2 separate regions of the Homo sapiens genome follow, and region 2 is linked to region 1. A link is a loop called in an ENCODE intact Hi-C map of the cell type or tissue named here. Cell type or tissue: heart right ventricle. All regions are shown on one strand. Links, peaks and the distances in the headings refer to the core of each region. The heading gives the core; the rest is flanking DNA. Region 1 overlaps LOC107986064 (a long non-coding RNA gene). Region 2 has its middle 110 kb from the start of MIR563.

What was found. Peaks named below come from ENCODE experiments on the same cell type or tissue, not always from the same donor. Only the 100,000 strongest peaks of a DNase experiment are listed, where the experiment ranks them.
Region 2: it touches region 1 in a loop (3-fold over the local background); 2 of 110 quality-filtered maps call a loop at or near these places.

The regions. Positions count from the first base shown.
Region 1 is chr3:15,901,733-15,907,112 of GRCh38, forward strand. The region is part of intron 2 of LOC107986064 (a long non-coding RNA gene); the gene reads left to right. Among named protein-coding and RNA genes, the nearest start is that of MIR563, 31 kb to the left of the region's middle. In heart right ventricle, for the core only: no CTCF peak of the experiment used is centred there; DNase peaks (open chromatin) are centred at 1,639 and 2,259; H3K27ac peaks cover 2,049 bases.
Region 2 is chr3:15,980,063-15,985,442 of GRCh38, forward strand. No RefSeq gene overlaps it. Among named protein-coding and RNA genes, the nearest start is that of MIR563, 110 kb to the left of the region's middle. In heart right ventricle, for the core only: no CTCF peak of the experiment used is centred there; no DNase peak of the experiment used is centred there; H3K4me3 peaks cover 701 bases; H3K27ac peaks cover 1,339 bases.

The DNA.
Region 1 (5,380 bases), core at 321-5,320:
TGTAGACACTAAATTTTCACCAGAAATATTTGATCTGTATTAGGTCTTATAAAATTTACAATTGAAAAATAGATTACACACCCACATAGTTCCAAACATGTTTAAAAGTTTTCCAAGCCAGACACGGTGGCTCATGCCTGTAATCCCAGCACTTTGGGAGGCTGAGGCAGGCAGATCACCTGAGGTCAGGAGTTCGAGACCAGCCTGACCAACATGGTGAAACCCCATCTCTAGTAAAAACTACAAAAATTAGCCAGCCATGGTGGCGCACACCTGTAATCCCAGCTACTCGGGGGGCTGAGGCAGGAGAATCACTTGAACCCAGGAGGCTGAGGTTGCAGTGAGCCAAGATCGTGTCACTGCACTCCAGCCTGGGCGACAGCGAGACTAAAAAAAAAGCGAGTCTCAAAAAAAAAAAAAAAAGTTTTCCAATAACTTATCAGTTTTAAAAAATTATAATTAAATGAAATCATTTGCACTAGCCACATTTCAGGTGCTAAGCAGCCACCTGTCACTAGTGGGTACAATTTTATTTATTTATTTAAGAGAGACAGGGCTCTGTAGCTCAGGCTGGAGTACAGTGGTGCAATCATAGATCATTGTAACCTGGACTTCCTGGGCTCAAGTGACCCTCCAGCCTTAGCCTCCTAAGTAGCTAGGACTACAGGTGCACAGGTGCTTGCCACCATGTGTAGCTAATTTTTTTGGGGGGGGGATGGTGTCTCGCTGTTGCCCAGGCTGGAGTGCAGTGGCATGATGTCAGCTCACTGCAACCTCCACCTCCTGGGTTGAAACCATTCTCCTGCCTCAGCCTCCCGAGTAGTTGGGGATTCAGGTGTACACTACTATGTCTAGCTAATTTTTGTATTTTTAGTAGAGATGGGGTTTTGCCATGTTGGCCAGGCTGGTCATGAACTCCTGACCTCAAGTGATCCACCTGCCTTGGCCTCCCAATGTGCTGGGATTATAGGTGTGAGCCACCGCACCTGGCGCCTGTCTAATTTTTAAACCTTTTTTTGAAGAGACAGGGTCTCATTATGTTGCTTAGGCTGGTGGGTACCATTTTAGACAGTGTAGCTCTAATCCTCATCCCTCACCTTTGGACTTGGCTCTGGTGCCCTGTAGGCTGATGAAAGTGGAGAGGAGACCCCTGTGTAAGTCATGTTGAGCTGGTGTTGACATGGTGCTTGGGATCCTGAAAATAGGAATTTTGTCCTGCCGCTCATTCATATATCCCAAGAGCACTGTCTCAGATTAGAAATAGAGCCTGAGACAAATTTCAGGCACACCAAATGTATTGAGGGATGCTCTGGAAAGAAGCTCTAAGGGAGTGAGAGAAGCAGGCGAGACAGGGGAAGGAGCCTAGCAGGGATGTGTTCCCAGGTAAATTCTAGCCTTGACTTGATCCATGGGGACGCTGGAGTGCAAATGCAAATTGTACTATGGAGTTGTCCCACCTTGAGGCAGGGGGACCAGGCTTTTGTGCCCCTATATCCATCAGTCATTGGCTGCATACCAAGCTTTTCTACGTAAGACAGCTCATTCAAGAGCAGTTGTCCAAAGAAGGTCACAGGTAGAAGCTTTTAGTCGTAGCACAGTGTGTATTGGCTAGTGAGGAGATTTTGGCAGGACATCAACGGCCTACAGTGACCTAAGCATAGAGGAACAGGCCAGGACCAGAACATTTTATTACTTCCTGGCAATATGTTCTCAAGCCTCAGTGTGGAATCATAGTGAGCAGGGCTGGACCCTGTGGGAACACAAGGCTCCCTGGCATAGAGGCTTCAGGCCTAGAATCTAAACAGGTCAGGCATTCTCCTTGGCTCTTTTTTCCTAGGTAAACATTAAATCTCAGACTTCTGTATCACACTTTTTGGATGCCAAAGAAAAGTGAAAATAAGGAAAAGCAAAGAGAATCCCCAAAGGGAGATACTAAACCCTAACAGCATGGCCCACTATGAAGCAAATCCTTGTTCTTCATTCATTCCACTAAGGAATATTTAGTTGAGTGCCTATGCTGGGCTGGGCACTGTGTGAGGCTGTGAAGACAAATTCCAAGGAGCAGTTCCAAGGCCATTTTGAGCAATGGCAACATGACTAAAATAAGTGCTGCTGTGGGGTCTTAGGTATCCACAAGAAGGGACAGGCCAAAAAAGGTGGGGCTTGGGGAAGCCGTAGGTCAGTGGAGAGTAGTGGAAAGTATAGCAACAGGGCACAGCCAGCCTGCCAGGGACTCTAAGGGAAAAGCTGAGGTCAGAATCTGGGGCACTGGCCAAGTCTGAGAAAGCAAGTTAAGGTCAGCATTCAGAGCCTAGGCCAGGACGAAGGGCTCAGGCAGAGGCATGGGCAGTGCCAGGTGCTGGCTGAAGGAAGATGATAACGTATTTGGCACCTACTATTTGCCAGGCACTTTGAATACATTTAATCCTCACAATAACCTTGCAAGATAAGTATGAGTTTCAGAAAGAAGAAAACAGTGCTTCTCAAACTTTAATGAACATATGAATCAGCCGTGGATCATGTTAAAATGCAGATTCTGATGCAACAGGTCTAGGGTGGGGCCCAAGATTGTACATTTCTGACAGGCTCCCAGGTGATACTGATACTGCTGGTCCACAAATCGTACTTGGAGTAGTAAGAGGTTAAAACCCTGACCATGACATCAATGCTTTTATTAGGAAGGAAAAGGGAGAGAATGAAGGGCAAGAAGACAAAAGTAGTCTAGTTTGAGAGACTAGTCTTCCAAACAAAGTCATTGCAATAGGCCCTGGACTGTGACTGTCTGCACTCATGAATGAAGGCAGGTGTGGGCAGTTGTGGGCAGGGAGGTATGCTGCTCTGAAGGGTGGAGTGGCCCCCTCTGGATGCTTGGAAAGTAGGAGTGGGGACCTCTGGAAAGAGTTCTTCTGGGGTGACTATACCTATTTCAGTGCATCTGATCCATTGTATTTTATAGTCGTCGTTCATACTTGGCTTAATGATCAGTTAATTTGGATAATATATTGTGGTGGAAATAACATTCCAGCAACTACTTAGCCTCAGAATGAAACCAATACCCTTTCTCAGTAGTTCTCTTGACCTTTTTTTTTTTTAAATGGTCTGTTCTTTAAGACCTTCTCATGACCTTATTATTAAATTTTCTCCTCTATCTTGTTATGGATATTGGTGCTAAGGCTTATTGAAACATTGCTTTGGGGCCCTGGCTAGTTTTTAAATTAAGACAATTATGATTGTATATTTTTTAAAAAGACATTGCATTGATAAGATGCTTTATTGTTTCTAGAATACTTTCATTGACATTTTCTTCCTTTTGATTTTCATGCAACCCAGGACGTCAGTGTTATTATTCCAGTTTACAGAGAAGGAAATGGAGGCATAGAAAGTTAAGTAAATTGCCCAGGGTCATGTGGCTATGTAAGTAGTGGAGATAACATCTTTAAAGTATTTGCTGGCATCATACACTGTGCTAAGAGCTTTATATGTAACAGGACATTTACTTCTTGCCCCAATTTCATTATTATCCCCATTTTATAGATGAGAACACTGAGGCCTAGAGGAATTACCTACTTATTCAAAGTCACAGGGCTAGCCAGGCATGGAGCCATGGTCTGAACCAAGGCACTCTAGTTCTAGCACTGATACTTCTAACTACTACACTAGAAAGGGCAGGCAGCAATGTTTGGGGCCATAGCAAAAGCAAAAACACTTGTGAGAATTTTTCCAGTCCTGTTCCAGAATAATGGTGCCCTCACTGGCCACAGCAAGGACATTAAGAGGCTTGGACTTTTCATTCTCATATAAAAGGAGGGTTTTGTTATTCTTATACGGGAGGAAGAGGCTACTAAAATAGGTGGATGATACATAAGACCTCCTAAAATCATCTGTTGGGCTCAGCCAGCACCACAATTGGAAAATATCTGGCACTTATATTTTGGTGCAGAGCCAGCTCCCAAATAATCCCACCCCAGTTTTCCTTGTACTAGGTCTTCTGACACACCCTTGCCCAGCCTCTTCAAGTACACGTGCATCATTTGGGTGCCTACAATCGCAGCATGAAACCAAGTTCACCCCAGATGGTACAAATGAAAACTCCTTAATGAAGGAACTGCTTATATAGAAATATAATCCAAGTTAAAGGAACAAGCGGGATTTGAGGCATCCAAAGATCAGCAGCTTGGAAAGTGCAAAGGGAAGGGAGAGTGTCACTAGAGCTTTTGTGAGCTAGAGCCATGGAGGAACTGTAGCTTGACTTCCTGGGCTCAAGTAACCCCAGGAAGGACACAGACAAGGCCAGAGATGTGGTGCAAAGAGGGAGAGAGAGGGAAGAAATACCCCGAATTCTCTCTCTTCCTACCTTCCATTTGCCTGCCAGGACCTCTCATTCCTGTGTCCAATCAGAAGCCAAACTGATTAGCAAGCCTGGGTGATGCAGTCTACTGAGGTCAGCCCCCTGAACACAGAAAAGGGCAGAGACATGTAGCGAGGGCACGGAAGAGGACAGGGGGCACGCAGAGAGTACAGCACAGGATCTTGGTTCTTTCCTTCCATTCCAGCGGTACTAGGCACACCCTTCTCTCCAGCCCACTGTAATTCCCTTTGCGGGGCCACAATTCCTGATCCAGTGTAACTTGCCTAATTTCTTTCCTTGGCTCTGGGTTTTCTGACCTAAAGTTCTTTTTCTAATGAGTCTTCCTTGCTGTAAGGAAAATGGAAGACTGGCCAACAGGAGGGTCCTGGTTTGCTTGCACGTCAACTTTCTGGATGTGTAAGCCAGTTTTCAAGACTTGCATTGCTCCAGTAGGAAGCTGAGTGTGAGCCATGCCTGAGTGATGGAGGACCAGAAGTTACAGACTGAGAGAGGCAGTGGTGAAGCAGATGTTGTACCAGCATGCCTGTGGTGCCAGTGGCATCATGGCCCCCTGGAAAAAAATATAGGCATATGGTGGAAACCCAAATAACAGGAAATATAATGAATCAGATTGGTAAATCTATCTGGTATATCTATCTGCACCTTGCATTTCAGTTTCACCAAGAATCAGTCAGCTGTGGTCAAACTTGATATCTTTAAATTGGTGAAGATTTATTGACCACCTGATCTAGCTCTCTCAGGGAGAATCTCTAATGATTTAATGTCCCACCAAATTCACATCTAAAGCTTTTCCAAAAGAGAATTCAATTGACTTGGTGTTTGACTAAATATTTGAGAAGATGTTTTAAAAAACTGGTTTAAGAAAATTTCTTAAAATATTATTTTCTCCATTGGAAAAATTAGGAAATAATATTCCTGAATGACAAGATTATTCTGAAAAACAAACCCAAAGTGTCTGGCACATGGTGCTCAATAAATATCAGCTATCATTATTGTTACCTATGATTTTAC
Region 2 (5,380 bases), core at 258-5,257, 78 kb after region 1:
GAATGGATAAAGAAAATGTGGTATTGTCTTAGCCCATTCAGGCTGCTGTAACAGAATACCATAGACTGGGTGGTTTATAAACAACAGACATTTGTTTCCCACAGTCTAGAGGCTGGGAAGTCCAATATCAAGGCACCAGCAGATTCAGTGACTGGTGAGATCCCTCTTTATAGAGAGCCATCTTTTCTCAGTGTCCTCACATGGTCGAAGGGGTAAGCAATCTCTCTGGTGTCTCTTATATTAATATGAGGGTCCTAATCCCATTCATGGCCCTTACGATCCAATAACTGCCCAAAGGCCCCACCTTCTAATACCATCACCTTAGGGGTGAGGATTTCAACATAGGGATTTAGGGATTTGTGAGGGAGGCAAGCATTCAGACCATAGCAGGCACATACATACAATGGAATATTGGTCAGCCTTTAAAAGGAATCCAGTTTGGACACATGCTACAACATGAGTGACCCTTGAAGATATTATGTTAAGTAAAATAAGCCAGGCACAAAAGGACAAATATTGCATGATTCTACTTATATGAGGCACCTAGAGGAGTCAAATTCATAGAGACAGAGAGTGGAATAGTGGTTGTTGCTAGGGGCTGGGGAGAGAAGGAAATAGGGAATTATTGTTTAATGGGCACAGAGTTTCATTTTGAAGAGATGGAAAAGTTCTGGAGATGAATAGTGATGATGGTTGCACAACAGTGTGAATGTGTTTAATGCCACTGAACTATATGCTCAAAATTGGGTAAAATGGTAAATTTTATGCATATTTTTATCACCATAAAATTTTTATTTTGAATTTTATAAAAATAAAATGTTCATTTTATTTTATTTATTTTGAGATGGAGTCTCTCTCTGTCACCCAGGCTGGAGTGCAGTGGTGCAATCTTGGCTCACTGCAACCTCTGCCTCCTGGGTTCATGCCATTCTCCTGTCTCAGCCTCCTGAGTAGCTGGGACTACAGATGCCTGCCACCATGCCCGGCTAATTTTTGTATTTTTAGTAGAGACAGGGTTTTGCCACATTGGCCAGGCTAGTCTCGAACTCCTGACTTCAAATGATCCACCCGTCTCGGCCTCCCAAAGTGCTGGGATTACAGGCGTGAGCCACTGAGCCTGGCCATTCATTTTATTTTCTTGTTGTTTTTTTAAAAATTATATTTATAACTATGGAAGAGTTCAGTTGAGCTGCAATTAACTATTTCTTTGCTATTCAAAGTCAAGGGACTAGAAGCATTGGCATTACCTGGGAGCTTGTTAGAAATGTAGACTCTCAGGCCTCACCCCAGATCTACTAAATCATAATCTGTAGTCGGACAAGATCCCCAGGTGTTTCGTATGCTTATTAATGTTTAAGAAATGCTGAATTACTTGATATAATCCTTGTTTTGTAAACATTTATTGATTTTAATTATGTAATTTTCTGTTTTGCATTTTGGAGTCATCATACATTTTTCAAGGCCTCAGAAAATTGTATAGGATTTTGAGACGCTCTCAGGCCCTAGACCCCATGTCTAGAATGCCCTGGAGATGAATCTGGTAAATTTTACACATAGTCACATCCCTTTTGTCTCTGATTTCTGACTTTCTCTTCCATAGTTACAGTTCTTCAGATCATCTATCTGGTTTTTACATGAGTTCTTCTCTGAGATGCTGCTAAGATGGCTCTCTAGGCTTTCAGAACCACAGCCCATGGAAAAGGGAGCCCCACCCTCAATGCAGACCCAGGTTTCTCTCTAGGATACCACATCCCAGGCCCATATAACCTTATTGCTGCAATTACTAAATTATTAAAATCAACCGTAAAGCTTCCTACTGAAGAAAACTTCCTAGTTCATTTTTTTCTTTAACTATTTACTGAAGCATAATATACATGCAGAAAAGTGCAAAAATAAGCTTACAACCAATACATTTTAATACATTAGCACTCTGTTATAACCAACCTTCAAATCAAGGAATAGAATATTAACAGTACCCAGGAAACCCTCTGTGTCACTACTACCCCATCTCCTGCAAATTAACCACTATTTGAACTAATAGCATAGATTACTTTTAACCAGTTTTTTTCTTTATATAAACACAATGCCATAATATATCCTCTTTTGTGTCTAACTTCTTTTGTTCGACTTTACATTTATGAGGCTCATCCATATTGTTGTAATTGTAGTTTGTATTCTTATTGTTGTATAGTGTTCCATTGCATGAATTTACTACAATTTAAATTCATTATATTATTGATGGGTATTAGGGCAATTTCCAGTTTGGGGCTATTACAAATAGTGCAGCTAGGTACATCTTAATACTTTTGTCAGGGAAACACATGCCACATTTCTGTGGGAATTAGGAGTGAGATTGCTGGGTCATAGCGTGTGTCTATGTTTAGCTTTAGTGATACTGTCAAGCAGTTTTCCAAACTGTAAGCCCCATTCTTAATGTAAAAGTGAATGCTCCTGCCCCTGTTCTATCCCTTCCTAAGAGTTGTGACAAATCTCAAACAGGACATTACTTTCACATAGGTTTATGAATTTCTGCCAAAACATTGGTGCTCACATTTCAAAATAAATAAATGCATCCATGAAATCCTCACCAGCGGCAGACTGAGAAAGCAAAGAATCCAGATGACAGCCATAATGCTGAGATGCTAAGATGGTTTTCTTTGTTGCCTAGAGCGCTGGGAGTCTTTTGCAAAAGCTGCTGCCAATCAGGCTTGCCTATCTTTGCAGGGCTAATTAACAGCACTTGGGCAAGCAAGGGGGCGGACGCCTGCACGATGATGCGAATGGTGCCATCCCAAGGCTTATGACTAATTATAAACACAAAGCACTTAAGGGCCGAGATTAATAATGAAAAAAAAAAAAAGCCGAAACAAAAAGCTGAAAAACCTCTTCAGAATTCTAATGCCAGCATGGTTGTGGTTGCGTGACTCAGGGCAGGGGTGCTGGCAAAAATCTCCGGACTAAATCACACAGCGCCTATGTCATGCAGCCAGCCTCCCAGTCATGTGCTACAGAAGGGCTTCCTTTGTGTCATGCAGGATTTCAGGGGAGTGTGTCAGCTCCATTTCCAGGGTGCCCTGGGCCCTAGCATGATAAATCTGTTATTCCCTTGCCCTCCCTCAGCATGGAAGAGCAGACTGGGGTAATTCAGGCCCCTACAGGAGTGGGTAGGGTGGGGTTGTGTGTGCAAGCTCTGATCCCCTTAGCTACAAACCACAAATAATCCATAAAGTATGCAAATTAGCTCCCAATTAATAGCACTTACTAACATCTTGAACTGTGTAAGGAGAAGCTGTGTTTGCCAGAGAGGAAAGCAACACTCATGCACCTCATTGCAAAACACGTCTGGTCAGGCGGAAAACCCTGGACTTGCTGGGAGGGAGGGAAGAATGAAGTTGAAACTGAAAGGCTGCTTTGGTGCCCTCAGGTCATCTGGAAAAGTGTCCACACAGTTCAGGCTTGAGGAGTAATTTGATGTGAGATGAGGATTCAGATGAGAATGAGTTTCCCTGCTTCCCCTTTCCTTGGGGCTCTGCTTGGTCCAGGCCCTAATGAGTTCTGAATGTTCAACTACAGGTCCTCCCACCAGCCTCTGAGAAGAGAACAGGACAACCCAATACCCCCAGAAAACTGGAAGTAAGGGTCAAGGGTTGAGGTGAGGGTGGTGGGGGAAGGGAGGAGAAAACAAACTATTACTTTTAAAAAGTGGTGAAAAATTGTTTGCCATTATCTGTTGTTTTTTTCCTTTTTAATACTAGCCATTCTGACTGGTGTGAGATGGTATCTCATTGTCATTTTGATTTGCAGTCTCTCTGATGATGACTTATGTTGAGCATTTTTTAACATTTGTTGGCCACTTGTATGTCCTCTTTTGAGAAGTGTTGGTTCATGTCTTTTGCCTACTTTTTGATGTTTTTTTTTCTTGTTGGTTTGTTTAAATTCCTTATATATTCTGGGTATTAGTCCTTCGTTAGATGCATAGTTTACAAATATTTTCTCCCATTCTGTTGGTGTCTGTTTACTCTGCTGATAGTTTCTTTTGCTGTGTGGAAGCTCTTTAGTTTAATCAGGTCTCACTTGTCAATTTTTGTTTTTGTTTCATTTGCTTTTAAGGTCATCATAATTTTTTTTGCCTAAGCCAATGTCTGGAAGAATATTTCCTAGATTTTCTCCTAGAATTTTTGTAGTTTGAGGTTTTACATTTAAGTCTTTAATCTATTTTGAATTAATTTTTGTATATGGTAAATGGTCCAGTTTCATTCTTCTGCGTATGGTTAGCCGGTTTTCCCAGCACCATTTATTGAATAGGGTGTCCTTCCTCATTGCTTAGTTTTGTTGACTTTGTTGAATACGAGTTTGTTGTAAGTGTGCAGCTTTATTTCAGGGGTCTCTATTCTCTTCCATTGGTCTATGTGTCTATTTTTGTAGCAGTACCATGCTGTTTTGCTTACTGTGGCCTTGTATATCATTTGAAGTTGGGTAATGTGGTGCTTCTGGCTTTGGTTTTTTTTTTTTTTTTTTTTTGCTTAGGATTGCTTTGGACTCTATATGAATTTTAGAATAGTTTTTTTCTAATTCTGTGAAAAATGACATTGGTAGTTTGACAGGAACAGCATTAAATCTTGCAGATTGCTTTGGGCAATATTGGCATTTTAATAATACTGATTCTTCCAACCCATGACCATAGGATGCTTTTCCATTTGTTTCCATTTGTGTAATCTATAATTTCTTTTAGCAGTGTTTTGTAGTCCTCCTCATAGAGATCTTTCACCTCCTTAGTTAGATGTATTCCTAGATATTTTATTTTATTTTATTTTTGTGTGTGGCTATTGTAAATGGAATTGCATTCTTGCTTTGGTTCTCAGCTTGAGTGTTATTAATGTATAGAAATGCTACTGATTTTTGCACATTGATTTTGTATCCTGAGACTTTGCTGAAGTCATTTATCAGGTCTAGGAGCTTTTTGGCAGACTATGGGGTTTTCTAGGTATCAAATCATACTGTCAGTGAAGAGAAATGACTTTCTATTTTTCTATTTGGATGCCTTTTATTTCTTTCTCTTGCCTGATTGCTCTGGCTAGGACTTCTAGTACTATAATATGTTTAATAGAAGTTGTGAGAGTGGGCATTCTTGTCTTGTTCCAGTTCTTAAAGGGAATGCTTCCAGCTTTTGCCCATTCAGTATAATGTTGGCTGTGAGGTTGTCATAGATAGTTCTTATTATTTTGAGGTATGTTCCTTTGATGTCTAGGTTGTTGAGGGTTTTTTAACATGAAGGGATATTGGATTTTATCAAATGCTTTTTCAGAATCTATTAATACAATAGTATGTTTTGTGTTTTTAAATCTGTTTATGTGGTTAATCACATTGATTTGCATATGTT